Regions from separate parts of the Homo sapiens genome. Here region 2 is linked to region 1. A link is a loop called in an ENCODE intact Hi-C map of the cell type or tissue named here. Cell type or tissue: heart right ventricle. All regions are shown on one strand. Each heading gives the region's core, and the rest is flanking DNA. Links, peaks and the distances in the headings are about the cores only. Region 1 holds the start of LOC100131532 (a long non-coding RNA gene). Region 2 overlaps LOC105378150 (a long non-coding RNA gene).

Region 1 (15,247 bases), core at 3,148-11,147:
TGTGACATCCATCAGGGCTCTCTGTGGCAATGACACTGCATTCCTTTTAGAAAACTCCCTCTCCTCCAGTCTTCCTCCTGAAGGCCACCCCTCTCTACCAGCACTCGGCTCAGGAGGCCTGCGTGGCTCTGACTGATGCCTTTCTCGGCAGCTCTGTCCAGGGGCTAAGGGAGGTGCAGATGAGTCCCTGAGCGCCCTCATGGGGATTGGTCATTTCAGTCCCCATCCTGGGTTCCCCTGGAGGATGTGGGCTCCATGGTGCTGGGCCGTGACTCTCTCTGCCTCAGTGCTCCCAATACCCCCAGCCGTGGACCCTGGTGAGCCCCATGCAAGTGAAGCAGCCCCTCCCAAACCCTCCATCCTTGGAACGCTGTACTGCGGCTGCCAACTCCTCTGGCCTCCACTGCAGACACACAGGGCTCCTCTCTGGAGCTGAAGCTGTACCTCCAGGAGACACTGAGTTCTAGGCTTAGCGCCATAGCGAGCCAGCCCCTTCTTCAGGATGACTGCCAGGGGGAAGTGTCTGTGCATGTGTGTGTTTACGTGTGTGTTTGTATGTGTGTGTGTGTGTGTGTGCATGTGCCTCTCACATGTGTCTGTGATTACCACCCAGCAACTCCTAGACCTGCCCTGTCCCATGGAACTTTCCGGGGTGTGGAGACGATTCTTAGCACTGAGGGTCGCCACAGCCACGTGAGTGCTGGGACACAACCACTGCAACTGAGGAGCGGAGTTTTAATTCTGTTCACTTTAAATTAATTTAAGTAGCCACATGTGGCTAAGGGCCCATACTGGACAGTCGGTTCTTCAAGGAGGTGAATTTGAGATTTTCCCTCAGAAGCCTCCTCTGAGTTCTGCCTGTGCTCTCGGGGGTCTCAGCATCTCGGGCGCCTTCCCCGCCAGGCACCCCCGGGGCGAACGAGGACCGTGGGCCTGTCCTGCCACCATCGCTCTGGAGGTGAGGATGCGGCTCCCGGACACCCGAGGGCGCCCTCCTGAGCCTGAGCCGGACAGAGCGGGGGTCGCGGGAGCTTCCCGGCGCCGGCGCAGCCCCAGGAGGAGGGACGGGTCCTCGCGGTGGGTGACGGTGTCACCGCCAGCATCGCCTCTCCCGGGTTTCGGGGTGGCCGGGGCGCCTCCTCACCGGGGCGGCCGCAGAGCAGGGACCCCAGTGCCTCCCATGGCCGCCCCGACAGGGGACGTTCCCGCCCGGGGCCATTCTCACCGCATCGCGCCCGGGCGGGAGGAGCGCTGGGGCGGCCGGGGCTGGTCTCGGCGGCTCCTGGCCCAGGTTCGTGGCTCTCGCGTTCCCCGGGGTCTGGGCCTGCGCCGGCGGCGGGGCGCCTTCCACCCAGTGATGTGGCGATGCCTCCCGGGCTCATGGGGGAATGTCGGGTCGGCTTCGCGCTGGGCCCACGGCCTCCTCCCGGTGAGACGCCCTCAGGGCTCCCCCATCTCAGCGCCCGGGACGCCGCAGCCATCTCGGTGGGCTGAAGGGAAGTAAGATTCTTGCAGAGGGCGCCTGCCCCAGAAAACAAATTTCATGTACAGGTTTCAAAGAGGCCAAGACGTCCGTGGCTTCCTTCAGGAGAAAGCGGCAAAACCCACGCCCAGATCCGTTGTGCTTTCAGCTTTTCACCAGGAAACTCACTTTTCTATGTAAGAGCAAGCGAGTTCCACAGCGCGGGGAGGCCAGTGGAGAGGAGCGCGGCCTTGCCTGGCTCATGTCCTGTTTCCAGCTTGCCCTGAAAACGAATTACTAAATCCATGGAGGAAGAGCTTGGGGCCTGCCTGGTCCTCGGCCACAGTGGGGCTGGGGCCTGTGACTGCGTGTGCAGAGGGTCCGCGCCCAGGGCCCGGGAAAGGGGCTGCGCTGCCCCGAGCGAGTCCCCGGGCGCCCCCAGCCTGCTGCAGCCACCTCGGGCTCCACATTTCGGCCCCTTCTCCTCTCCGCTGCTCTGGGCTCAGCCACCAAGCTCCACGCTGTGGGCAGAATCCACTGGGGCGCAGGAAACCTCAGCTTCCGCAGCCCACCTGGCCTTCGCAGTCTTCCTCTCCAGGGTTTTATTTCAACATGGCCTTTTCTGCTGCGACTCAGCTGTGGTAGGGGCCAAGTTTGGGTGTGTGAGGCCAGGGAGGTGCGTTGTGTTCTCGCGGAAGAGAGAGACGCAGCGAGGGAGCCCGGGCACACGGACCCAGCTCACCAACCGCAGCCAAACCACCAATTCTGTCCCGTGGCCCTTGGTGACCGGTGACAGGGAGGGAAGGAAACGTGGCCAGCTTCCGCCAGACCACAGGCGAACACAGGTGGGGCGGCCCACTGGCTTGGGCCTAGGAGCTGCAGGAGCAGGGGCCACGGTCCAGCCTGACGCCCCTCTCTTGGGGCAGGAAGTTCCCTCTGTCTGCCGTGAGCAGGGGCACTTGGGAGGGCCCAGCATAGGACCTCAGGAGCTCCCGGAGCAGCCTCAGCAGCCGCAACCCCTCGACCTTGTCCAGCATCACGCCCCGGTGCCAGGGAGACAGACCGAAGAATCCCACCACTGTGCAGGAGAGGAAGCCTACTTTAATTCTGTTCTTGAAGTAATGGCAGGTGAAGATTCGTATGTCATAATTAATTCCTCACTTCTTAGGAATCGCAGCGATTAGCTCTGTCATTCCTTTGTTATCAGAGAGAACTGTGAGTCCTGTTATTCTCACTGCTTCGCCATCTGTGAGCATGCGCAGCCCTCGGCTAAGTTTTCTAAAAGGAACATCACAGCGACTTCCCTGACCTCAGCCAGGACAAAAGGTGAAGTCTAGCACGACGACCCGTGCAGCCTGCATGGCTGGAGGCCCTCCCTTCCCGGTCTCTGGGCACAGGTGCGGGGCCGTGCGCGCGCGTGCGCCTCCACGGTTCCTCCGGGCACAGGTGCGGGAGCTGCGCGCGTGCGTGCTCCTCCAGGGTTCCTCCGGGCACGGGTGCGGGGCCGTGCGCGTGCGTGCGCCTCCACGGGTCCTCCGGGCACAGGTGCGGGGCCGTGCGCGTGCTTGCGCCTCCATGGTTCCTCCGGGCACAGGTGTGGGGCCGTGCGCGTGCGTGCGCCTCCACGGTTCCTCCGAGCACAGGTGCGGGGCTGTGCTCGGAGCGCCTCCAGGTTCCTCTGGGCACAGGTGCAGGGCCGTGCACCAAGTGCCTCCACGGTTCCTGTGAAGGAGTGCGATGGCTCTGTAATTTTTGTCCTCAGCTCCGGTTTACCACAGCTTAGGCCTTTGGGGTCATTTTAAAGTAGTAAAGAAGCTTGAAAGGTAATCCCAAACCAGGTGGTCCTTAAATCATTACTGGGTTCGAAGAATAATTATCATCAGAATAATTTATTATGCATATAATTGTAACTGTGCCCTGTGGACACTGCACATGGTTAAATCAACACCAGGAGGGTATTTTGGTTTCTAAGAACTTTAAAAATATAAGGCAGATGGCATTAATACAGACAAGTAATGAATGAATAAGAATTCATAACAATGAAGCTCTAATGCAACGTATGATTGAATAGGGCAGCTTAGAAGCCTGGAAATTAGGAGGCTCGGTAAGATGAATTGGGTGGTGGTTTCCAAACCTCCTACCAGCATTTGGAAGAGACCCCAGGGATCAGGGCATCTCCAGAATCCAAGCCAGCTCTGCATGTCCGGCCAGTGCCTGCAGCATTTTGGTGCTGAGATAGCATCGTGGGTGGCCCATGGAAGGACGTGTTTGATGGAAGGGAGATAAGAAATGGCCCTAATAAGGAAAGGAAAAACTCTAAGCTGGCCAGAGCTTCCAAGTTGTCCACCTGAGGACTTGGAAGAGTCGATGATCTGAGCTTGCATCTGCAGGGCTGAGGGTGAGCAGGGGTGAGGGTAGCAGAGATAAGAGCTTGAGCCAAGGAGTAAGGGGTGTGACCCACCCCTTGCTTGAGCATGGTCTGTGCTGATGGTGCACTTCTCACCAACAGCAGGGCACAGGGTGTGGGGCATCCAGTCTGAGATTAGATTAAAAAGACTGTGGCTTTTGCTTTGGGGACACTCCCGGCTCATGCTGTTCCGTGCCCTCTGCCCGTCATAAGGACACTTGGCAGCCCTGGGAAGGGGTCACATGGGGAGGACCAGGGCCTGTGGGCAGCCTGGTGAGGGGCTCAGACACCCCACAGGAGCCTGCAGGGGCAGGAAGAGATTTGGGGGAGAGGAAAAGATTTGCTATTTAGGTTGTGGTACTGGTTTCTTGGCTGTATACATATGTTAGGCTGATAATACTTCAATTGCACGCTGTTTATCACACTTTAATTATACACTAATGAGACTGTAAAAACTGAGGAGGTGGCATTATTCGTGGAGAAGAAAAAGCTCAGATTAAACAGGCAGTGGGAAGACATGGTGTTCAGGGGAGGTGAGCCCAGGCGTGCAGATGCTGAGCATGGGCGGTATTTGTCAGGTGATGGAGAAGCTGGCATGCATTATACCTGGCAGGAGTTTGAAGATCTTCCATCTGTGTTTGGATGGCCGCATTGGCTGCAGGGCGTGTAGACAGTGTTGTTGAGAATTGGCTTGAGTGCAAAGGTTAAAATGTACAGTCACTCTGGGGAGTAGAAAGTTTTGCCCTTTTTGAGGTGTAGGGCATGACCTTTAACACTCCCACCATCAGCAGGGAGAAGAGGAATGAAAAGCACAGGAAAACAGGCCAGGGAGTTCATGGATGGAAATGGCATCACAGGCAACAGCCACTCACGAAGATGGACGAGGACCCAAGAGAGAACCAGCGCTGCTCTACACCTGCCTGTCAGTTCGTAGTGGAGAGGGGCACTGTCCGCCGAGCCTCCATCCGTGGAAACGCTCCTCTTCGAGCCCGGCCATTGCTCTGGCTGGGCCTGGTGAGGAATGGCCGACATCACGGACAGTGGCCTTTCCTAGCCCTGACCCTGCAGAGTGCCTCTGGAGCGCATAGTGCTGGCGGACAGGAAGTCAGCAGATCGAAGACAGGGTCCTGGCTTCACGGTGGGTGAGCCGTGTGATGTTTGGGCAAGTCCCTCATGCTCTGTAAGTCTCTCCACTGAGCTGGGTGTGAACGTGGTGCTCTGTGGCAGTGGCACGTGATGACTCCTGCATGGAGTTCTCGTCTCAGCAGGGGCAGTGCCTTGCACCCCGATTTTCAAGCAGCAACCTGAGAGTCCTGGGAGGCCCGTCTTTTCCCCTCGGTCTTTCTGTTGGCCCCACCACTCACATATTTCAGGCCTCACCAAGTCCTGTTAATCCCATTTCCAAAAAATGCCTGGAAGCTTCTACTCCTGGCTCTGCAGCCTCCACCTTTCTCTGAGCTCTGCGGACGCTTCCTCACATCAGCCCTGGATGACTCCAGGAGCCTCCAAAGGGAGCCCCTGCTTCCTGTTCCCCTCCCCTGCGACCTGCTGCCCATGTGCTCCCAAGGGGCTCGTTCCTCCGTGTGGATGGGATCGTGTTCCTGCTCCCCTGCCCCACAACCCACTGCCCGTGTGCACCCGAGGGGCACGTTTTTCTGTGTGAGTGGGATCATGAGCCTCTTTCCTTGGTAGATGTTCTCTTTGCGCTGGAATGAAACCTCAGCTCCCCTGTGACAGGAAGCTCCCCATGGGCCAGTGCTGGGTTTTGGTCTGTCGGCATGTGCTCTCCACCCAGAGAAGACTCACAGCTGGCTGCTCCTCTCACCCCTGAGGCTTCACAGTAAACATCGACTCACAGGAGGGGACCACGTGATTCCCACCGCGTGTCCTGTTCCCTCCATGGAGCATGAGCTTGACCATGGTACAAAGCACCGCACAGCTGCTTTAACCCTGGGAGAGAAGTGTCTTTATGAGATTCTCTGTGTCCCCAGGAAATGCTGCCTTCTCCTGTGAAGCAGTCAGTGGGCCAGGCCCAGTCCTTAAAGATGCAGAGAACCCAACAGGCCCCTCTTCTGCTCACAGCTTCACCTTATGTTATGCAAAATCCCCACACCACTAGAGCATGCTGGCACTGGGTCATGGGTGCCTGCATTTCCCGCAAGCTTGTGACTCGGGGTGCGATACCTCAGCCCGTTTCCAAGCAGCCCCATGAGATCAGGGCTTATTGTGTTTGCTCCATGTATCATGAGGGTGCATCCTGAGAAGGAGAGACTCGCAGGTGGGTGCAAATGATTTGCAGTCACAGAGGAGCCAAGAGCTCCTGACGGGACTAATGAAAGCATGCCTCACTTTAGCCCTGGGCCGGGTTCACGCCTCACCTTAGCCCTGGGCCGGGTTCACGCCTCACCTTAGCCCTGGGCCGGGTTCACGCCTCACCTTAGCCCTGGGCCGGGTTCACGCCTCACCTTAGCCCTGGGCCGGGTTCACGCCTCACCTTAGCCCTGGGCCGGGTTCACGCCTCACCTTAGCCCTGGGCCGGGTTCACGCCTCACCTTAGCCCTGGGCCGGGTTCACGCCTCACCTTAGCCCTGGGCCGGGTTCACGCCTCACCTTAGCCCTGGGCCGGGTTCACGCCTCACCTTAGCCCTGGGCCGGGTTCACGCCTCACCTTAGCCCTGGGCCGGGTTCACGCCTCACCTTAGCCCTGGGCCGGGTTCACGCCTCACCTTAGCCCTGGGCCGGGTTCATGCCTCACCTTAACCCTGGGCCAGGCTGCTGTGTGCCATGTGCTGTTTCTTCATCGGGGGGTTTGGGTACAGAAATACTAAAAATGAATCTTGAAAGAGGTACCGATGGCTTCTTGCGGTTTTTTGGATACAAACAGATTGGTTTTTTCTCAAAGAAGATGAGTGACTATGTTGTCAGTGTCATGGTGCAAAGATGAATACGCACCTGCGGCTAACAAAGCTCCCAGCGATGGGGGATGACCTCGCAAATGTGTCGTGAAATGTGCAGAAGAGGGTTTCATATGCAGGACAGAAGTATCTGGGTGATAGGTGAGCAGTCATTTCTCACTTACTCATCTCTGGGCACTGTGACGTGACTCACATCTGCAATCCCAGTACTTTCAGAGGCCAAGGTGGGAGGATTGCTTAAGGCCAGGGGTTCAAGACCAGCCTGGGCAACATAGCAAGACCCCATCTCTACAAAAAATTAAAAAATTAACCACATGTGGTGGCATGCATCTGTAGTCCCAGCTACTCGGCCGGCTGAGGTGGGAGAATGGCTTGAGCCCAGGAGATCGAGGCTGCAGTGAGCTATGATCCTGCCCCTGCACTTCAGCCTGGGCCACAGAGTGAGATCGTGTCTGTAAAAAATCATCATCATCGTAAAATGAATCACCTGCCACCTGCCATCCATCCTTCTTTCTGAACCGGGTCTGGTCAGTTTCCTCCCAGGGACCTGGTCTCCTGCTCCTGGCTGTAACTTGGTGTAAGAGTTAAAGAAAGAAGAAAGAATCATGAAAAGTGGTTCGACAGTCCAAGACAGGTTTATTTTGGAGAATAAACCTGAGAGGGGCTTCTGGCTGATTTCAGTCAGGAGCATTCTCTCTTACAGACTAACAATATTTAGGGTTTAGAATATTAAGGAGCTTATCACAGGCTTGGATTGTTTCTATGTGAGGGAAAGTTTATTGCAGGGTTGGGATGTCTCTAGTCAGAGGGGAGTTTACCTTAGTGTTGCAGTGTTTCTGTTTATGCTGACATTAGCTGTTAGGCTGATGTTTTGGGGCAGATTTAGGTGGTTTTTTAATCAAGGGGAACTTAAAATGGCAGTGTGTGTCCAGGATGGTGATGTCCTGCTCCTGCTGTAGCTTGGAGGGCAGTGGCTGTGGTGCCCGCCTTCCTCCAACAGAAGACGGGCACCAGGAGCTCATTCTGCAGATTCTTTCTGTCACCACCTGTGCGGTCTCGGTGGTCACAGCCCAGGTTCAGTGGCAGGATGCTGTCCCCGTTCTTTTAATCTCAAGTAAGCGTATGAGGACAGAGTGCCTGGTGGATCCCCGTCCCCCGTGGGCACTGTCCCTGGACTCTTACCATGAGACCTGCTCTGGGCATCAGCTCCAGCTCTGGGCTCTGGGTGCCACCTTTGCCCAGCCCTCCCTTCTATTGCATGACCAGCAAGACCAAGAGCCCTAATAAAGGACAGCAAGGTTAATGGTTTGGACGAGGAAAAGCTGGGATTTTAGGAACAACGGCTGCCAGGCCCTGTCCTAAAGGGAGAGTGGAGTCTCTGGAGGAGCCTGAGGTGGCCCCAGGGACTCAGGAACCTGCGGCTGAGAGCTGGAGAGCGTGGCTCACACAGGTAACCCTGGGACCAGCGCAGTCAGCCGGGAGAAGGCTGAGCATGCTGGGGCACACTCCGTTTTAGTGGCCCCGAGTTTGTTCTATTTTCTGTTGAGCCAGAAAGAGGAGATTGTATTGGATTCCCTTGATCCAGGGTTGCAGGCCTGTTTCTGAGTTACTGATTTCTGTGCCAAATGAGTCTCCTTGCTCGCTGGTCAAAGACCTTGTCCGTTCTCTTTTTCTGTTTTTTTTTTTTTAAGCCTCTGGGGAATTCTCCCCATAAATCATGTTTCCCTGCTACTGAGCAGTTGAAGTGAGAAACCATAGCTGGCACTGCCCCTGCAGAGTAGCCAAGGGCACCTGGCCAGGGCGTCGGCCGCAGCGTCAGTGGTGGAGCTGGCCCAGCAAAGCTGCCCTCCCCGGCAGTTTCTCCACCTGCGTCTTTCTGCTGAAGCCCCTCCGTCTTTCCCCACTGCTCCCACAGTCTTCTCTGGACCTGGGCTGCACACTCTCTCCTCTCTGCCCCTTTCCTCTCCTCCCTCCCAAGCACCCCAAGATCAAGGGCATGGAGCCAGCATATGGTTCTCAGGAGCCGTGGCCGGTCCAGGCGAGAGGCTTCCGGACGCAGAAAGGCCATGGCTGTGGCAGTGCATGCGCCCCTGGGTGCAGGCTCCCCCAGCACATCCCCATCCGACAGAGGCCCAGTCCCACACGGCCTCGTCAGGATGAACTGTGTCTCAAGCGACTGGTTTTCCTGGGGTGGAAGGCACCATCAGTGAGAGGTAGAAGGAGGCTGGGCTGTGGCCTGGCTGTGCTGGTCAGTTGGTTCCTGGGCCCAGGGGGAGTGCTTGGCAAGTCACTGGGCTCTTGCCCTCCTTGTGGGAAGATTTTTAGGGGAGGGAAGAGTACACCTAAAAACAGAGACGTCATTAGCCCTGGATCTCCCTGGTGAGCACTTCTGTGGTAGCCTGAATCCTCCAACACAACCTGTCTGTCACAGACATAGATTCTGAAAAGAAGCACGTGGTCTAGACCCTGGATCGCTCAGCAGAAAAGTGTCATGAGCACTGCACCTTCCAATAAGAAGCATCTCCCGTAGCCCCGGATCCACCAAGAGACCCTGTCATTAGCCCTGGATATCCCAGAAGGAACGCAAGGTCTTCCAGCAAGAAACATCTGCATAGCCCTAAGTCCCTGAACAAGGAATGCCTGTCATTAGCCCTGAAACCCAAGAAGAAACACCTCAGGCCACTGGGCCCCCCAGTGAGAAATGCCTGTCACAGCCCTGGCTGCCCTGAGGAAGAAAATGCCTGTTCTTAGCTGCTGGGTCGGTGGGTAGTTTTGGCAAATGCTGCTCCACGGGCCCGGGGCCTCCTGTGCCTGCAGAGGCAGGAGGGCCAGTTCCCGCAGCTGCACCCAGTTTATTGCTCCCAGCCGTGCGCAGCCTCACCCAGATGGCTGCCAGGATGCATGTGGCGCAGCCCGGGGCCGTCCTTCTGATCTGGAGCCTGGGTGGTCAGTGGGTTTCCCAGGCAGTACGGTGGCCTGCGGCCAGGACGGAGCAGTGAGGGGCAGGCTCACCGGGCTGTGGAGGGAGTGGCCAGCATGTGGGCAGGCCCAGGTCTGGGGCATAGGCACTCATGCATGGCTGCTAGGGCACCAGCGGCCCTGATGTTTGTGCCCTGGGGGTGTGAGCACTGGCTTGAGGCAGGGCCTGGGGCAGCGGCACTGGAACCCGTGTGGTAGGGCCGGAAAGCACTCAGAGCGGCTCCTGAGTAGCAGCAACTTTGTTTCCAGGTCATCCCTGCTTGGCCAGCAGCTGGGGCACAGGAGCATGCAGGCTGCAGCCCTCAGGCACAGGGCAGCAGCAGTGGGCAGTTTAGGGACCACCAGACGCCCCGGGGGCTGGTGACAGGGGACTTGCCCCACTGCTCACCACAGAGCCCCGGCAACCCCGGGATCACAGAGACCCGGCCGCCCCAGGAGCACAGAGACCAGGCCGCCCCAGGAGCACAGAGACCCGGCAACCCAGGAGCATGCCTCCTTGGCCCCAGTTCCGAACAGGGCTTGTGCGGTGAGGGGCGAGGGTGTCCTGTGCTCCCTACACCCGCAGAAGCCGTCTGGCCAAGTGCCCGCCTGCCCAGAGGTACATCCATCCTGGGGCCTGGAGCACGCAGCCCCGGGAGCCCTTCATGTGTGTCCGCAGGGCGCCGTTGACCCCGGTACACGCCCCGGGTTCCTGTGGGGGCTGCGCCTCCTTGATTTTCGGCCTATGTCTGAACAGAATGGGCCATCCCAGGAGGAGTCACCTAGACTGCTTGCTTGCCCCGCAGGACCCAATCTCCAGGCCGGGATCCTGGTCTCTGTCCACTCTGACAGCCTTGCCCACCCGGCCTTTGTGCCCAGGCTTAGGGCACTCCCAGGTCCCGGCGTTCCCACTGCACCTGGGGCCTCGCCCTCCCTAGACCCCGGCTCCTTGGCTTTTCCTTGGGCTCCGCCATGTCTCTCCACCGTGTCTGTCTCCACTGTCTCTCTGCTGTGCCTCCATCATGCCCGCAGCGCCCGCAAGCGCCCTTTGAATAATTGATTTGGTGCAGCTTGAAGCCGCCTGGGACGCTGGAGCCCCTGCCTGCTACTGAGGGATGACAGACCTCACTGGCTTCCTGCAGAGCCCAGCGCCCGGGTCCTGCTTGTCACTGGCCTTGGTTGAGACCCCTTGGCTAGGTCATGATTTATTTTGAGGTTTAGTGCGACCACATGTCAGTGCTGAGGAGAATGATGATCAGATAGTGAATGAGACAAGGATGTAACCGTGAAGATGAAGGCAACGTTTGCCAGACTCCGGGCTCCATGCCACATACGCCAAGTCTCACCACATCTACCCCCAGAAGAGCCCAGCCTGGAGGGAAATGCCTTGGATTCACTGGCCTTGTAGGTGGGTAACAGCCCTAGTGTTGCCAGGAGCCCCCAAGTACCACAGCCTCGGTCTGGGTCACCCAGGACTCTCGTGCAGTGGGTGCGTTCCTCGCTCACTGCCTTCCCTGCCCCAAACAGACTTTCTTCAAGCGATTGCCGGGCCACGGCCTAGGTCTGGGCAACTGCCCCCTCATCTCAGGGACTCCGCACGGCACCCCTGTGAAGTGAAGTCTCTCTCGTCATGGTTTACAGATAAGCGCCTAGTCCAGAGGCCCAGGGTCTGACCCAGGCAGTGGGGGGAGGCTAGGACCCTCAGGGAAGACTACGCACACAGAGGCAGCTCTCCCCACCCCGTTCCCGGGCTGCAGAAGGGGTGCTCTGGGCCTTCTTCCCACTGTCTTTGGCACATAGCTTGTTTTATGTGGAAATGAGAGAACCACCTGAAGGTGCTGCCTGCAGGTCAGTGGCCACCATGGGAAAGGGCTGCCTCCACCCTGGGCTGTGGGCGTCCATCCTCAAAGCTTATTTCAAGAAGAAAAGAAAGATGAATGCGGGGTGTCCTGCCCTCTGGAAAAAAATCGCTGTTTTTAATTACAAGACAATGAGTGCATGCATTTGGAGAAGAACAGAGTGCCCAGGGCCTTCTGAGGATAATGAGCTTCTGGTGACCACACACAAGCCTCTGGGCCCATGGAAAACACTCCATTGCTGGACTTGCATCTCAGGCCTTAGAGAGGCATGGTGGGGAAGACAGGTGAGCCACCCAAGTCTGCACACTCGGGGTCTGCACTTGCCAGTGATCCTGGGACAGTGGGAGCAGGTACCTTTTACCAATTCAGGATGGGGCAGGAGGACAGTGCTGTTCTTGACACAACTGTGTGTGCAGCAGGTGAGGCCACTGTTCCCAAACGTCAGAGCAATCTTGGGCAGCAGGCAGCCAGACACAAGCACCAGAGACCAGGGCTCTGGCTGTGTCCCACTGCAGGCTGGCTGTGTTCATGTGACTGTGGAGGATGGCTGTGCCCATGTCACTGTGGAGGGTGGGTGCGCCCATGTCACTGTGCAGGGTGGGTGCGCCCATGTCACTGTGCAGGGTGGGTGCACCCATGTCACTGTGGAGGGTGCCTGCGCCCATGTCACTGTGCAGGGTGGGTGCGCCCATGTCACTGTGGAGGGTGGCTGCGCCCATGTCACTGTGCAGGGTGGGTGCGCCCATGTCACTGTGGAGGGTGGCTGCGCCCATGTCAGTGTGCAGGGTGGGTGAGCCCATGTCACTGTGGAGGGTGGGTGCGCCCATGTCACTGTGCAGGGTGGGTGCGCCCATGTCACTGTGGAGGGTGGTGCACCCATGTCACTGTGCAGGGTGGGTGCTCCCATGTCACTGTGCAGGGTGGCTGCGCCCATGTCACTGTGGAGGGTGGCTGCGCCCATGTCACTGTGCAGGGTGGGTGCGCCCATGTCACTGTGGAGGGTGCCTGCGCCCATGTCACTGTGCAGGGTGGTACACCCATGTCACTGTGGAGGGTGGTGCGCCCATGTCACTGTGGAGGGTGGTGCGCCCATGTCACTGTGGAGGGTGGGTGAGCCCATGTCACTGTGGAGGGTGGTGCGCCCATGTCACTGTGGAGGGTGGGTGCGCCCATGTCACTGTGGAGGGTGCCTGCGCCCATGTCACTGTGCAGGGTGGGTGCGCCCATGTCACTGTGGAGGGTGCCTGCGCCCATGTCACTGCGGAGGGTGGGTGAGCCCGTGTCACTGCTGAGGGTGGATGCGCCCATGTCACTGTGGAGGGTGCCTGCGCCCATGTCACTGTGCAGGGTGGTACACCCATGTCACTGTGGAGGGTGGTGCGCCCATGTCACTGTGGAGGGTGGGTGCGCCCATGTCACTGTGGAGGGTGGCTGCACCCATGTCACTGTAGATAGTGCCTGCACCTATGTCACTGTAGACATGGTGTGCTACCATGAGGGTGTGCACAGTGTCACTATGTGGAGTACACACCCTCCTCTTTTGCATGCATATTTTCCCTTGTCCTTTTATCACGGTTATCTGTGTTTTCACCCTAGGTTTATGTGGAGAACTCCACATCTACACAGCCTATTTACCCGGAGTTTGGGTCGCCCACTGTGTGGACACTGAAGGGGCCTGACTCAGCTGAGTGGGTGGACTCGTATATGGTTGTGCAGCACCTCCCACCATTTCTCCTCCACATCTGTGCGCTCTCTGGACAACATTTCTTTGTTCTATTGCACCTGTATGTCTTGTTCTTATTTTCAAGGCACGGAACACTGGCGCCTGGCTGTATTGAAATGGTTTTGTCTGCTATTTAAATTGTCTTTAACGAATTCACCATCCATGGTTAAATATTGAGTCAGAGCTGAGGAAACACTTCCTCCTCCCAGTTACCTTTCCATGTTGGTCAGGTCAAGGAGAAAATCTGTCTTTGTTGAGACGTGGTTTATCTGCTTCGCAACATTTAACAGAGGGATGGCTGTGGCCATCATATCCTGCTAATTATTTGTAACTGTTTTTATAGATTTACTTTCTATTAGTGGAAATGTCTGTTGAGCTTCCTTCTTATGCTATAAAGGTAATGCTTTATATGCATTTTTCAGGTATAATAATGTGCTGTGAGATTAAAACTGAATGTACATCATTCCACAGCAGATGGGACAGATGTGACGGCGTCGTGTTTGCATGTGGACAAGGCATTCCTGCAAGCCTCGGGTGTCTGGGCTGGTCTGTTCGGCCGTCCGTGAGGATGCACTGTTCCACCTGCTCTCTTCATCTGTCTCTTGCCCTGCCAGCCTCTGCCAGCACATGGGGCTTCTCTTGGTCTTCTGGAGGATGTGAGGGATGTCACCAGTCACCATCCTCTACAGTGCTGTGGCCCTGGGTGCCAGGGTGAGGAGTAGGAACTCGAAACAGAAGATGATGACAAGAGGAATAGGTGTGGTTGTGTCTGAAGATGTCCATCTGGCAACTTCACTCAACACCAACAGGCAGAAACCTTGGCTGCTGTCGAAGCATAAAAACAAACAACTCTGGAACCAAAGATATGATATTGGGAAAATCTGTGATGGACAGGGCCCTGTAGCTCCTGAAGGGCAGAAGGAGCCCAGGTCTCTGCCTGACTCCTCTTCCACATCGAGCATACTGGACCTGGGGTGGGGGAGGGAGGACAAGCTGGGGAGCACCCAGTGACTCGGAAAGGAGCCACAGCTGAGGGGCAGCAGCCAAGGCCACGCCTGCCCCTCAGTCGAGGCTGTGAGTGTTCTGCAGACCTGGGGCCTGCCATTCCCCAGCACCTGTGCCTATCACTTAGGAGAAGCCGGTCTCGGTCCCCATGGGATTGCCCTAAGAATGTGGTCGTCCCGGAGCTGACATTTCTGAAGGATGTGCTCAGAGACTCTTCAGCCTCCTCTGGTGCCCACAGGGCCCTCCCGGACAGCACGCTTCTCCTCAGGGCAGGGCGGACGCCTGGTTGGCCCCCAGCCTCGGACAGCACGCTTCTCCTCAGGGCAGGGCGGATGCCTGGTTGGCCCCCAGCCTTCAGTGCACCTGAGCAGAGGCACCACTTTCCAGGCCCAGGGGAAGAGTGACCACAGTAGACTCAGCTGTCACTCACGTGCTGCTTTTATCTAGTTGGGTTTTACTGCAAATACCCTCACATGGTCCCCGGGTTCTCACATGCACACAGAAGGGTGTCCAGTCTGGATTGCAGTGATGTTCTGCACATACCCTCTCATGGCCCCCGGGTTCTCGCATGCACACAGGAGGGTGCACACTCCGCCCCCAGGTTCACACATGCACACAGGACGGTGCACACTCCGCCCCCAGGTTCACACATGCACACAGGACGGTGCACACTCCGCCCCCAGGTTCACACATGCATGCAGGAGGGTACACACTCTGCCCCCGGGTTCACACATGCACACAGGAGGGTACACACTCCAGATTGCAGTCATGTTCTGCACCCAACACATGTTTTTGAGCATCTTCATGCTGGGTTCTTTTTCTGGGTCAGTTTCATAAACACCTTTTCCTAGGACCAGCAGAGCCTATCCATCAACCCTGGGCTGTTTCCCTTCCTTCCTGCTTGGCACCCTTCACTCC
Region 2 (15,247 bases), core at 4,196-12,195, 75 kb after region 1:
CTTTTATGATCCAAAGTTTAGAATATTTTTATTCAGATGTTTAAATATCTGCTTCTCTAGAGATCATATTTTGTTCCCAAACGGTGCAAGGGACTTTGAGACATGTCTGAAACTCTTTCCAAACAGCACATTGATGGTGTGACAGCTCATATTCACAGTCAGCAAAAAGCAAAATGGCTATGACTACCATTCTATTTCCCCTTTTGTCCATTGGATGTGAGGGACATCTTGACATGTTATGGAGGCATCTTGCTAAATGACTGACGTGTTATGTAGGCATCTTATTAAATGATTGACATGTTGTGCAGGCATCTTGCTAAGTGATTGACATGTTATGTAGGCATCTTGTTAAATGGATGCAACTTAGAGACATCCTGAGATTTATTTGCAGAACTGCTGCAATTCTTTTTAGTACTTGCCGGCTTTCCTTAGCTTCCTCATAGCCACTGTCAATTTACATGGAATAATATATGACTATGAGGAATAAAAATACAATTCTAAGGCCCGCAACCAACTGAAATGACCTCCCCTTGGCCAAAGGGACCTCTGAGAAACCTTGAAAACTGAGTTCCCAGCCATGACAGAGGGGAGGTCAGACTTGCTTCGTGATCCCCCTCCCTCACTAAGCACCATTAGGCTTTCTTCCCTGAGGGCTACACAGTATACAGCCCCTTCAAACGAGACCATGCTGATTTCCACCAACTTGATGTCACCCCTCTCTTTTATGGTTTGGGCACAAACACTGACCAGCACTCCTTCCTGATGGGAGAGCACTGACTTCAGACTGTAGCTCTGCCAGGCCCTCACAGGAAGCACAGTGAGGGTTTTTGCATCCCCTGCTTCACATTTCCCCTCCACGCTGCCCTAGGAGAGGTTCTCCACGAGGGCTCTGCCCCTACAGCAGGCTGCTGCCTGGACATCCAGGAGCTTCCATACATCCTCTGAAATCTAGGCAGGAGCTCCCAAGCCTCAACTCTTGCCCTCTGCACACCCACAGGCTTAACACCACGTGGAAGCTGCCAAGGCTTACAGCTTGCGCCTTCTGGAGCAGCTGCCTGAGATGTATCTGGGGCCTTTTTAGCCATGGCTGGAGCTGGAGCAGCTGGGACACAAGGAGCAGTGTCCCAAGTCTGCGCAGGGTGGTGGGGTCCTGGGCCTGGCCCGCAAAATCATTCTTCCCTCCTAGGCCTCTGAGTCTGTGATGAGAGGAGCTGCACTGAAGTTCTCTGAAATGCCTTTGAGGCATATTCTCCATTGTCTTGGCTATCAACATTTGGCTCTTGTTTACTTATGCAAATTTCTGCAAGCCAGCTTGAATTCCTTCCCAGAAAATGGGTTTTTCTTTTCTACCACATGGCAGGGCTGCAAATTTTCCAAAATTTTATGCTTTGCTTTCCCTTTAAATTTAAGTTCCAATTTCAGATCGTTTCTTTGTTTATGCAAATGAGCATAGGCTTTTAGAAGCAGCCAGGCCAAATCTTGAACACTTTGCTGTTTAGAAATTTCATCTGCCAGACACCCTAAATCATCTCTCTCAAGTTTAAAGTTCCACAGATCCCTAGAGCAGGCACACAATGCCTCCAGCCTCTTTGCTAAAGCATAGCAAGAGTGACCTTTACTCCAGTTCCCAACAAGTTCCTCATCTCCATCTGAGATCTCCTCAGCCTGGACTTCATTTTCCATATGACTATCAGCATTCTGATCACAATAATTTAACATGTCTCTAGGAAGTTCCAAACTTTCCCTCATCTTCCTGTCTTCTTCTGAGCCCTCCACACTCTTCCAACCTCGGCCCTTTACCCAGCTCCAAAGCAGCTTCCACATTCCAGGGATCTTTATAGCAATGCCCCGCTCCTGGTACCAATTTTCTGTATCATTGCATTCTCCCATTGTTATAAAGAACTGCCTTATAAGGGTGACTTATAAGGAAAATAAGGAAAAGAGGTTTAATTGTCTCATAGTTTCACAGGCTGTACAGGCTTCTGCTTCCGAGGAGGCCTCAGGAAACTCACGATTGGGCAGAAGGCAAAGGGGAAGGTGTCATGACTCCTGTGGCCAGAGCGGGACACAAGAGGCAGCAAAGGGTGAGGTGCCACACCCCTTTAAATAACCAGCGAGAACTCACTATCATGAGAACAGCAAGGGGGAAATCTGCCCCCGTGATCCAGTCCCCTCCCGCCAGGCCCTCCTCCCACACTGGGGATGACAATTCAACACGAGATTTGGGCAGGACACAAATCCAGACCATATCACACACCTTGCTCCTCTAACACACAGGCAAAAACATCAGTCCCTTCCAGAACTTCTGAAGGTTCACAAAACACCCTGGGGAAACGTGTGCCTGTTTAATTTTTGTTAGAGTTTAACTCTGATGTTGAAATGCAAGCATTTTGAGTGTGAGGTGAGGGAACACTTGGAAATTTTCTCAGTCGGCCCCATGTGCTCTGGGACACTCAAAATCTCCCAGGCATCTCCACCAAGAGACCCAGCCCCACAGGATCCTCTGCTAAGAGTAGAGGATTATCCCTCCCCTCTGCCAGAGCAGCAGTGAATCACCTTTCAGGTGTTCGGGGTCAAGCCATTTTCACCATGACTACCTGCCAGAGCCTGAGGGTCCCAGCAGGACATCCCAGCTCCTGACCTGGCCCAGGACCTGCAGCCTCTGCCCAGACACACCTCCCAGGGCCCAGAACCAGCAGCCCCAACCTGGACCTGCTTCCCAGGGCCCAGGACCAGCAGCCCCCACCCAGACACGCTCTCAGAGGCCGCTCCAATCACACCCACGTCTCAGCTCTTACTAAGGCTCAGTTTCAGTTTTGCAATGCTTCTCATGTGCCTATCCCCCAAGCCTTTTCAATCTGCTAATTTTCCAGCAAATGAGACATGACAAAAAGTCTTGTTTATCTTAGCTAAATATCTCAATTAAAACACTCCATTCTGAAAGCATGACGTGGCATTTGGCACCTTCGTGGTAGCACAAAACAGCTGGCGAGATGCTCTGTGCTCCGAATGTCCACCAAGAGTCAGCTTCCGGACACTTCTGGACCCTCCCACACTGTCACAGGGGAGGGTGTGGGGGTATGGGTGCTCGAGTTATCCTCGTGTGAACCAGACGCCAGTGAGGGATGGGGACAACCACGGTGCCCTCAGCGCTGGCCATGGGTGCTTCCCACCGAGGGCCCTGAGGACAACATGGACATTCTGCTGTCCTGGGCACCTGGCACACCTGCATGTCCTTCTAGAGACCAGGGGTTTGGCTCCACCCCACTAGTTCAAATGTGAAAGCAGAAAGCTCTGCATGTCTCTGCTTAGAAACTTGCTGAAAGATAAAGGTCAGTGTTAAGCACCTTCTCTGTGTGAGACAGAAACAAGGAGGATCCCTGCCCTCAGGGCTGCTGGGGGGAGGTCCTGTTAGGAGGATGAGTGCTACAGTAACTGCTGTGTTCCCTGGGATGACGGCTGCAGTGGGGGCGAAGGTCAGATTCATGATGAGCACTTGGGTCCTGCTTCCCAGCTGTGCTGGGGGATGTGCACGGACACCACCCTGATGACCAGGAAAGCCCGGCCCAAGCTCACCTCTGACTGTGGACAGTGCGAGCTCTCAGATCTGTGCGTGGCAGAGGGCTGGTCCTCGTGGCCTCCAACCTGGGAAAATTTTACATAGACGTTACACTCCTGAAAATAAGTTGGCAAGTTATCCTGTAGCAAATGTTCTGAAAGAGTGAAGAAGTCTTTTATAAAACATGATACCACAAGCCAATGTTCTTTTTCACAAAAACCCAAATGCTTTCTTCCCATCCCAGAGGATCTGGATGGACTCAGCGGGTCTGAGGGGGGCTCAGTTCACTGGACGTCTACAAACCCCTGGGGGTTATTCCCACGTGCACACCAAGTGGAACCAGGAAGTAAACACTCTGGCTCACGGCCTGTGCATCTGGTGTGCATGAATCAGGAGGCCGACCCTCGGAAAGGTATGAGGGAGCCCACCTCCAGTCACCACCCCAGCCAGGCTCTGGGAAGAAGTCATTCCGTTTCTAGCTGACGTGCAAACTCTTCTGAACGATGTCAGACACATTCTTTATTTTCTGTTTACCTTTGTACTTTTAACTAATTTTAGTCTTACAGTAGAGTCACAAAAATAACAGCTCTTCCTGACACACCATATCCAACTTCCCTGAGTTAGCCCCTTAGCCCCAGCACGACTGCCAGAACCAGGACACTCACACAGTGCTATTCATGAAACGCAGACTTCAGATAAACCTCATGGTGTTTCCACATGGGCCCGGCTTCTGCTCCAGGGTCCATCAGGGTGGTCCCCTGCGTCCAGTTGCCTGTGGCCGTGGCTGCTCCCTTGTCTTTCGAACCTTGACACGTTGGAAGACTTGATCAGTTATTTTGCCAACTATCTGGTCTGTCCAATTGGACTGAAGTGAGGCACTATCGGCAAGAATGCCACAGAGGTGATGCCGAGTCCCTGCTGGGCGCGATGTCCCTGCTGTCCCTCCATGTCCCTGCTGTCCCACCATGTCCCTGCTGGCCCACCGTGTCCCTGCTGTCCCTCCATGTCCCTGCTGTCCCACTGTGTCCCCGCTGTCCCTCCGTGTCCCCGCTGGCTGTGTCCCCGCTGGCCCACCGTGTCCCTGCTGTCCCACCATGTCCCTGCTGTCCCACTGTGTCCCTGCTGTCCCTCCGTGTCCCTGCTGTCCCACCGTGTCCCTGCTGTCCCACCGTGTCCCTGCTGTCCCACCATGTCCCTGCTGTCCCACTGTGTCCCCGCTGTCCCTCCGTGTCCCTGCTGTCCCACCGTGTCCCTGCTGTCCCACCATGTCCCTGCTGGTGCACCGTGTCCCTGCTGTCCCACCGTGTCCCTGCTGTCCCTCTGTGTCCCTGCTGTCCCTCTGAGTCCGTGCTGGCCCACCGTGTCCTTGCTGTTCCTATGTGTTCTTGCTGGTCCACCATGTCCTTGCTGGGGCACTGTGTCTGGGGCTTACGAAGTACTAGTGGTCACCACTGGCTGTGGGCCTCCATCACTGGGGGAACAATGCTACCACTGCTTGCCCACTGTGAGGTTACAAAGTGATTCTCCTTTTTGAATAATAAATATCTTCTTAGCTAACTGCCTATCACATATGTCCATATTCAAGATTTGAAAAATCAAATTATCATCTCCCCAGGAATCAAAACATCCCCATTCCCTTCCACCCCCTGCAGAAAGACGGTTTCATCGGGAGTCTGTTAGAGCCAGGTGGGGAAGGGTGGCCGCCGGAATGTCCCAAGCCTGGCCTTGAGCTTCGGACCATCTGCCAGGAGTGACTGCCCGGGTGCTCAGGAACACCACTGTGAACTTAGAGGTTGAAGTCCTTGAGAAACCAGGCGTCTATAAATAAATATGTAAGTTAAAATATTGATTAAACTTCCATTTTTATAGAGTACCCAAGCACGCGACAGGAAGGAAAGTTTACTGGGAGGATCAGATCCCTGTTTAAGGGAAGAGGCCGTGGAGTTGTCCTCGATCCCAGGAGAAGACAGTCACACACTGTGCTTCTAAGAAAGAACTGGTCCCACCATAGGCGTGTGGCTGCCACAGATCCACGTCCAAGCAGAAGTCACAGCTGTTCAGAAAAGAAAGGCAAAAGGAAGAAAGACATCTCTGTTTGAAAAGTGTAAACCAAAAACAAAACTCTGAGGCCCTCCAGTCATCTGAATGGACTTCCTCCTCAGCCAGGGCTCTTAAAATGTAACCTGAGAGGTGGGTTCAGGCCATGACGGGAAGCGGGGGTCACACACGTCTCATTGTACCCCTCACTAACAGCAGCACAGACTTTGACAACAACATTTTGCACCCTATTCTGTCTGCAGCCTCCTAGCTAAAGCTTCATCTGCATGACAAAACCTTGCTCTCCACACCGTTATCTTAACCCAGACGTTCCTTTCTGCTGCATCTCAGGTCTTTGGACAAACTCAACCCATTGTCAACCAGAAAACCTTTAAATTTACCTGACACCTGGAAGCCTCCCCTCCCTGCCAGCTTTGCGTTGTCCACCTTTCTGGACCAAGCCACTCACCAATGTACTTCTCAAATGTCTTGGATTGGTGTCTTATGGCTCCCTAAAGTGTATAAATCCAAGCTGTCCCCCGACCACCTTGGCACATGTTCTCAGGACCTCCAGAGGGCTGTGTCACAGGCCATGGTCACTCATATCTGGCTCAGAATAAATCTCTTCAAATATTTTCTAGCGTTTGACTCTTTTTGTGCACAATAGCAAAGGCTACAAGTTTCTTTCTTTGCTCTGATTAATCAGCCCAGAGCCTCCTCTCTTGCCACCAGTGAAATTTAAAATGAACGAAGGTGTTTTACTGATGGGGTCTGTGCAGACCCAGTAGGCAGGGGGGTCCACTTTCCTGCTAGCTGTCCCTAGCGTCGTTGGCCAGGTGCAGAGGGGTCTGTCATTCTCCTACCAAAAATTTCACCCGTGCATGTGGGGCCTTTTGTAACACAGGATCTCAGGTCCCACTGCAGGTACAGGAATCAAAACCATCATTCCAGCCAGGCTCAAGGTAAATCCTGTGCCCAGGAAGGTGTGAGAAGCATTTCTCTGCGCCAGGAGCCCTCAAACTTTTCCTGTAACAGCCCAGAAAGTGAATACTTCAGGCCTTGCCGGCCACACTACTCCACTCTGCCACTGTGACATGAAAACCACCCGGGACAGTTTGTGATCAGAAGAGCAGGGCTATATTCTAATAAACTTTACTTGATTTGGCTCAGTTCAGCCCAGTTTGCCATAGGTGGGCAGCATCTTGGCTGGCAAGATGATAACGAAGCACCCCAGCTCTGAGCCACCCACATCTCACGTCAAATGGTAAGCCCCAGTGTTGCAGGTGGGGTCTGGTGGGAGGTGATTGGATTATTGGGCGGATTTCTCTCCTGTGCTGCTCTCGTGATGGTGAATGAGGGCTTGTGAGATTTAATTGTTTATAAAAGTGTGTGGCACCTCCACCACCCCTACCCCATCATCTCTAATCCTCCTCCTCTGGGCATGTGAGACATGCCTGCTTCCCCGTTGCCTTCTGCCTTCTGCCATGCCTGTAAGTTTCCTGAGACCTCCCCGGCCATGTTTCCTGTACAGCCTGCAGAACCATGAGCCAACGAAATCCCTTCTCTTTATAAATTACCCAGCCTCTAGACATTTATAAAGAGTGCAAGAACAGATTAATACACTTACAGACTTGTGGCAGGACAGGTGTGACCCTGGGCCAGTTTTCAGCCCCTGCTCAAGGTCAGTTACTGTCTGGAAACAGCCCCGTTTCCCTTGCAGATTCAGAAGGGAAAGGTCATGTTTCTAAACATGGAATAGGACATGGCGATTGTTGAGTCACACTGGAGAATTTGATTTGAATATAATTGGTTCACAAAACACTAGAAGCTAATGGATGCAAGAGTGTGGCCATAGTAATGATTTCAGGATGTCTTCCCAACAGCCCCGAGTGACAGATGTGTTATCATTTCCTTTTTATTCAGACAAGAACATTGAGGCTTGAAAAAGGTAAATTACTTACTCAAATTCCATGTTTAATAAGTAGGACTGGGATTTAAACCTAAGAGCTAACAGCAAAGCATTTTAGACCGTAAAGTATAAGAATAAGCGTGAATGCGATTCTCAGCCCAGTGTAAGACCAGGTATCGCCGGATGAGAGACGGCCACTCCTGGGAACAGTGGTGAAGCTGAAAGAGCCAGTCCTTCAAGGTGGATCCTGAGTGGCTAAAATAGAGCCCAGCGGCCGTTTGCTGTCTATAGGTCATACAAACACAGAGTCCCCCCAAAACCGCACCCTTGCACCTGGGATACTTTCTGGGCTCACCTGAACCAACCAATCAGAGCTCACCTGATCCAACCAATCAGAGCTCACCCAATCCAACCAATCGGAGCTCACTGGCTTTGGCCAAATCAAGACCCGACTGTTATCAACTAATCAGAACTCAGCTGCCTTGACCAATCAGAACTAAGCAAGTTTGAATCCTTCATTTGGATACACAGACCTGACTGAGACCTGGGTGGGAGCTTTTGCTATAAAACCGGAACGTTCCCTTTGTTCTCCAGGTACATTTGTTTACACCAAAGGCTGCATCTTCCCGGTTTGCAAACTGTGCACTGGAGTCTCCTTCTTCCAAACTCCTTTTCAGAGGATGTGTTTACTCTGTATTTATAACTTCAGGAGCGCAATCGCAGCCACGGTTTCTCTTGTTAGTGCTACATTACTTTGATTTTATAATCAGCCAAAATATTGTGATAAAAAAATCCCCTTTTCATAATCTGCGAATTTTAGACGTCACGTGGTATGACTCAAAGTCATACCCATTTCTTCCCAAGAAGAAAATTTACTCAAAATCCATAAAAGATTTGGCTCGGTTCGGCTCAGTTGGCCACAGGCAGGTAGCCTGTTGGCTGGAGGAACAGAAACGAACGACCCCCACTCTGAGCCGGCCTCAGAGACTTGTGGTCTAGCCGAATGCTCCCTGTAGAGGGAGATGGCTGTTTGTGTGTCCTTGGTGCAGGGATGGCAGAACAATCTGACGTCCGTTATTAACACATTTGTCATATCAGCCACCTCTTTAAACGGGTGTCCCAGAGTAACAAGATCCAGAAAAATGCCAGCAGTCTAGTTGGAACACAGGGTCCCACTGGCTGAGATACTGGCTGTCCTCAAGTGAGGACAGGCGCTATCAGGGACTGCAGCCACAGCATCCACATGTCAGGAATCAAAGGCCACCGTTTTCTCCGGCGTTTACATTCAGGCACGGTCCCCCTCGCCCCAGATCACATCTTCAGAGTCTCAACAGCCCAGCCACTGAAGAATTGCTGCAGCCCTGCATAACCTCATACCTGTCTGGTACGGATCCACTAGACTAAAGGCTGAGGTGGAAGAGGCTTTTGTGTCCCTCGGTGCAGGACAGACTTGTCCCTGCAGAGAAGTATTTACAATGAGGGCAGAGCTGGGGTGTGAAGGACCCTCCACACGGGGCTGCTCCCTTCTCCCTGCAACGCCACACAGGAGGCGGTCTCCACAGTGCCTCATCCCAAATGGCAGTGTCTAAGTTTGAACACTGTGTGGCCCTAACAGCACTGCCTGCGTCAGTGGCTGAACAGTCAGTTTTGAGGCAGGTGGGCCGTCTTTCACACAGGTAAGAATAGATGGGGAGACAGCATTGATGTGGCCCAGACCTATGACCTGTGAGAGAGCCTGGATCTCCACTGGCCAGTTACCCAAAGGAGGTACAAGTGAATGTGCCCACCAGGGGCTGTGACACATCAGGTGTAAAGTTGTTATCACTATGCCTGGCATGTAACAGGCTCAGAAAACACTGACCATTATTTTGCAAGAAAACAAGTAGCTCAAAATAGCCACAGTGATGATGAATTGGCAGCACTGCCTTCATTTCAGGATAAGGAAGCCGCCTGGAGGTGCACACCCAGACTGTACTGGGAAAGGAGGGTCCCTGAGCTCGGATCTGCACACCACTAACCAGCCCTTTGTGCAGGAGCCCTTGAGCTGTGGCCCTGGCTCACACCAGGTAAGAGAAAATATCTGTGGTCCTAACTAAACACAGCCAAACTTGGATGCCAGAGCCTACTGCCAGATGCATGTCCCCAGCTGAAAGGTGGCCACTGTGGCTAAGTGAGAGGGCTGGTTCACATTCCACAGAGCCTGTGCTCACAGTACCTGCATCCATGAAGCTGTGTCCACGGATCCCCATGTTTCAGGGACCTATGCTCCAGGGAGCCGGCAAATTGGAGACCCACGTTCCACAGAGCCTGTGCTCACGGCACCTGCATCCATGAAGCTGTGTCCACGGATCCTCACGTTTCAGGGACCTGGGCTTCAGGGAGCCAGCAAATGGGAGGCCCACATTCCACAGAGCCTGTGTTCATGGCACCTGCATCCACGAAGCTGTGTCCACGGAGCCCCATGTTTCAGGGACCTGTGCTCCAGGGAGCCTGCACATGGGAGGCCTATGTTCCACAGAGCCTGTGTTCACAGCACCTGCATCCATGAAGCTGTGTCCACGGAGCCCCAAGTTCCAGGACCTGTGCTCCAGGGAACCTACACATGGGAGACCCCCGTTCCACAGAGCCCACATTCCCTCTCTCCTCCATCACTTCTTCCTGGTCCTCGAAGCGTTTCTTTCAGGTCTGCCTGGTACTGCGGCTGCTTCTGAGGACTTTGGACCTGTGGGCTTCTCTGTCTCAGTGGGACCTTTGTCATCCCTGCTGGTCTAGTGGGAAAGCACCCTGAGCACGGCTGGCAAGCCAGCAAAATGAAGAAATGTGTGTGGTGCTGTCTGGCCAACTCCAGACTCCCAGCACTGCAAAGTCAGGAACTCGAAGTGACACAGAATCTCCGGTGGCATCAAGTGGCAGAGGCAGGTGGAGTTTGGCTGAGTTGTTACCTTGGTCTTTGTGATGCTTTGTGACCAGGGTCTGCTCTCTGGTGCCTTAATCCCAGGACAGCAAAAGAAGAAGGCAATCCTAGATCAACGTCTCTTGGCTTTTCTGGCCTGGCACCCAGAGTTCAGTTTCTTAAACTCTGCCTAACACACAGGTCGGCAGCACTTCCCACAGAACTGGACTCCCAGTTATGGCCGGGACTTTGGCAAGGACACACTCATTCATGAGCATCAAGAGTGATACCCATCCACGACCCTGAGGGCCTGCTGGTGCAAGACCCAAACTCAACATTTTCAGTGTGGCCTCCGCCTGCTCTTGGTCACCTGACCAGGTTTCTGTTCCTGAGCCCTGTGGATGGTTCAGACGTCCCCATCCACATGAGGGTCATGTGATGCGGCTTTAATTTCCACCTGGCAACCCTGGAAGCCCACGTGTGTCTCAGGAATGCATGGCTTCCATCTCCTCTACAGCCACAGGCAACAGGTCTACCTAGGGCATGTGTGGGCAGCACAGGGTGCATGGTCACCTGCAGTGGATGGTGTGGGCGGCACGGGGTGCGTGGTCTCCTGCGGTGGATGGTGTGGGCGGCACGGGGTGCGTGGTCTCCTGCGGTGGGTGGTGTGGGCGGCACGGGGTGCGTGGTCTCCTGCGGTGGGTGGTGTGGGCGGCACGGGGTGCGTGGTCGCCTGTGGTGGGTGGTGTGGGCGGCACGGGGTGCGTGGTCGCCTGTGGTGGGTGTGCGGGGCCTTCTGTGAGGCAGGACAGGCTCTACATGCACTTCGGCTTCTTGGCAGATCTGAGCGAATGAGAACTGCCCTGGGCTTCACTCCCGTTTAACTTTGCATGAAGAAGAATGTTCTCCACTCTGACTTTAAGCCAAGTGCTTGTCTAAGTGCTTCTCTGACAGGGAGACAACACTCCTTCCCCGGAGCCTTCCACTGGGCCTGGACATCTCCCGTCTCTGGGCTCTGAGTTAACTTTGTGATGCCAGCTCTTTGTGGGGTGTGCGCACGGCTGCAGGTGAGGAGACCTGTGAGAGTCGGAAGCCAGCTGCCACCCCAAATGATAAGCACATTGTAGCTGTCTCTGCATGGCTTCGTTGCATGAGGAAAGTCACTACTGTCAATGCAGGGCTGCTGGTCTCCACCTCGGAACGTGGCAGTGCACAATCCATCACTGCCCTGTGTTCGCAGGTCACAGAGAAAAGAAATGCTTTCTCTATTCCTTCTCGCAGTTAGTATTTTGTGATTATAGAAAAACTGTGCGTAGTTGGAAGTAGGGAAGGGAAGGAGGGAGGGAGGAAGAAAAACAGAAAGAAAATAAACCAAAAGAAAAAGAAGGAAGAAACCACCGTATTTTCAGTTTGCTTCGAATTATTAAAGTGGCTCAGGGAAAAAACTTTAATCTGAAAATAGTGGCCAACACGAGACAGGACGCCGATTGCTGCGTGAGTAAGAGGAAGCACCGCAGACCACCGCCGACGAAATTCTGGATTTTTTGAGGAGGGATTTCCTGAAGCGGGTGTTGAATATGGGCATGAAGCCACGAGGCTGAATCTAGATGTATGTTTCACGTTTCTCACAAGAGCTGATGTTGGTTTTTGATTGCAAAAGATGCCCATTGCAGAAAAACAAAAACATATGTGTCATGAGGAGCCTCAGAAACCTCCCCAAGCCCTCCACACAGAAGTGATTGTGAGTGCCGCTCCAGACCTCGCCCTATGGGATCTATAGGACCTGTAGACCTATAGCTGCCTGTATGATCCTGTGGGTACAATCTCCTAATGTAGGTGAGTGTGTGGTCTTTATAACACAGAAGTACATGCGAGCCTCAGGGGCTGCTTTTTATTGACAGTTCATGATAATAATAGCACACAGTGCATGTGGGGCATGGGGTGAGGGCTGGGTATTTACTGACTGTCCTGTGAGGTGGTGTGATTTCTGTCCCCACTTGGCCAATGAGGGCCTGCGGCACAGAGGGGTTACCAGCTCTCCTAAGGCCAACAGAGTTGATGGAGGGCTGGCTCCTGAACCACACCAGCCTGATGCAGGGGACTCAGCATTTTCACGACCCCATATTATCATATCAATGTGCCATAATTTATTTAGATCTTTCCCTTTGTTGTTTCAATTTTTCCCTCTTAATGAACAGCTCATAGCCAAATTTTTGTGTACCTCATTATTTCCTTACACCCTCCCCAACTCCTCACTCTACGGTGACTCCACTGGGCAAAAACTTGCACACTTTAAGAATTTGGAAAATGTGTTGACAAATTACATCCTAGAGAGGGGGGCTCCAATCCCAGCCGAAGCAGATGGAGAGGCCCGCCCACGTCTTTGCTAACCATGGGAATATTTTTCCTAAAGGAAAAGCTTTGCCAGTTTGGTAGCTGCTGTGATTTGAATGATGACGGCCCTTCTGAAATTCAGGTTGAAACTTAATCTCCAAAGCAACAATATTAAAAGGTGTGGCTTTGGGAGGCCCCACCCTCATGACTGGGATCAGTGCCCTCACAGAAGGACTGGAGGTTGAAGGGAGCGTGTAACTGAGCACCTAGCAAGAAGGCCCTCACCAGACACCAGTGCCGCCACCTTGGACTTCCCCATCTCCAGAACACTAGGAAATAGCTTCTGGTTCTTTATAAATTACCCAGGCTCAGATATTTTGTTATAGCAGCAGGAACAGACTAAGACAGTAGATAAGAACTGTCCTTTCCGCTCTAACATTCCGGCCATCTTTGAGAACAGGCTCTGCGTGTCCTGCCCAAGGACAGGCATGATTTCAATCCTTTCCCAAAGAAACTGCCAGCAATGTGACCCGTAAGGCAGTAAGTTTATGCAATTAAAATTTTGACCTGATTTCTTCATTAACAGTCTGAGTTTGGCTGGGCTGTAAAGCTGAGCAAAGGTTTAAGACAGAGCTCGGGCTTCTGGTCTTTCTCTTACAGGTGTACATTTAATACCAGGGCTCTGCCAGGGCTTCTAGAAAGAGCCTAGGGTGAGGAGGAAGCTCAGGGAGCTTGTGCTCCCAGAAGAGCTGCATCACAGAAGTGGAGATGGGGGCCGCACATTGGCCATGAGTACCCACGGATTGCAGTAGCCCCACTGAGGCCCCTTAAGGTGATAAAGACGAATTACAACCAAAGACTCTGGGGACTGGTCCCGGTGGTGGACCTTCGGTGTCCTCGGGGAGCACGGTGGGGGCAGGTCCTGGGGGCCAGTGTGGGCTCTCTGTGCTCACACTTGGGAAGGAGCAGAGCAGGCCCTGAGACACTGCCACAGCCTCCCTCCTCCTTCCAAAAAGAGGAAGAGACTGTGATGTTCCAGCTCTGCCCGTGTGACTCAACCAGGGCTGCGGCCGACTGCGTGACCACCAGGAAGAGGCTGTTTACATCTTCGGGAATCCCACATCTGGCCAGGCTCAGCTCAGGGTGGAGGGTCCCCTGAGCACTGGGGATGACTGGAAGCCTGCAGTCCCAAGCTAGGTGGCCTGGCCCGGAGCTCCTGAGATTTGGGCATCAGAGTGGCCGAGTTGCTCAAACAGGTTCCTGTACATCTGTGAGTCTCCGTTTTCTTCTCTGTGAAATGGGGACAATAAAACCACCTACTTTATTGAGTCATCGCAAGCTGGAAGAGGGTGATGTGTGTAAAGAGATTAACCCAGTATCTAGTACCTCTAAAGTGCTTAACAAATGACACCTATCACAGTGATTTTAACTGGCTTATTTCTCCATAAAATGAACGCGGAATCCGTCCATGGCCTCGTTCTCAGAATGCAATTTCATCCCCACCAAACTGAAAACTCTTCAACAGCAGCAGCGCCTCCCTCCACACCATGTTCCTCCTCCTTGATTTCTAGACCCAGATGCAGGTTGAGGTGGGCAATGGGGTCGCGCTTATCCTCACTCCTCGTCATCACCAGAGAGGTGGTGACCTTCCGGGGACCCCCATAGACAGGCTTGGTCTGGCTCTGCTTCCCAGGAATTCCCTCAGTGGTTTTGTGTTTCTTTCTTTCTTTCTTTCTTTTGACTCATTCTTTCCCGTCAGTGGGGCTCGGTGTTTGCTGGATGAGAGCGTGTTCTGTCGGCAGGTGGCATCCAGTTCTACGGGGTCCTCTGTGGATGCTAGGGTGCCCGGGAACCAGCAGTTCCACGTTGCATTTTCCTGGATGTCCGAGCAGAGCACCCGGGTCAGGCGAGTTCCCAGAAGCTCCTTGCCTTCTCTTCCCTGCATCAGGAAGGCTGGGGAGGGCGGCTCTGGATCCTGAGGGGAAGCCACTCGGATCTCCTGCAGCTGCTCAAGACCACGGCACTGTGACTGTGCTTGCCCATCTGGAAAGCCTCAGGCGTGCAGGAGCTTGGCTGGGCTCCACATTTGGACACAGAACCTGCTCCATCTGAGCTCGTGGCTCTTGGTCAGCCCAGGCTCAGGGAGCCTCTCGACGGGGTGGAATTTTGGGTTTCACCCACTTGGCTGATGCTTCCTGCCCTGTGTAATTGAATCAATCCTTTACGTAAATGCTGTTTCGTAACTGCCCGGGCTTTTCAGGGCCTCTGGGCCCTGGCTGAAAACCTAACTCAGCTCCTGCCTGGGAGGCTTTGCGCGGCAGGCCTGGCTGGTGGGAGGGTTTGGTGCCAGAGGCATCCGTCGGGTGAGGAGCAGGACCTCCCACGGTGAACATGGTGGCCACGTCCCCGCAGAGCCCAGCCTACTGAGCTGTCCAGTGAACCCTTGTGCACTTAAGCTAAAACACGCAGCCGTGCCCCCAGGAGGCCGCTTAACACAGAGCAATAGCCGGGTCCT

What was found. Peaks named below come from ENCODE experiments on the same cell type or tissue, not always from the same donor. Only the 100,000 strongest peaks of a DNase experiment are listed, where the experiment ranks them.
Region 2: a loop joins it to region 1, with 2.9 times the contacts of the local background. A loop is called at or near these places in 4 of 110 quality-filtered maps.

The regions. Positions count from the first base shown.
Region 1 is chr6:169,960,970-169,976,216 of GRCh38, forward strand. LOC100131532 (a long non-coding RNA gene) reads left to right here and starts at 1,654. Exons shown (of 3, transcript NR_027434.2): 1 at 1,654-2,788; 2 at 4,658-6,292; 3 at 6,641-6,709. It also overlaps LOC107986675. In heart right ventricle, for the core only: no CTCF peak of the experiment used is centred there; no DNase peak of the experiment used is centred there.
Region 2 is chr6:170,035,004-170,050,250 of GRCh38, forward strand. It overlaps LOC105378150 (a long non-coding RNA gene), which reads left to right. Exons shown (of 3, transcript XR_943318.4): 3 at 1-393. Among named protein-coding and RNA genes, the nearest start is that of LINC01624, 230 kb to the right of the region's middle. RefSeq lists an enhancer at 2,215-2,948. In heart right ventricle, for the core only: a CTCF peak has its summit at 8,511; a DNase peak (open chromatin) is centred at 8,688; H3K27ac peaks cover 4,371 bases.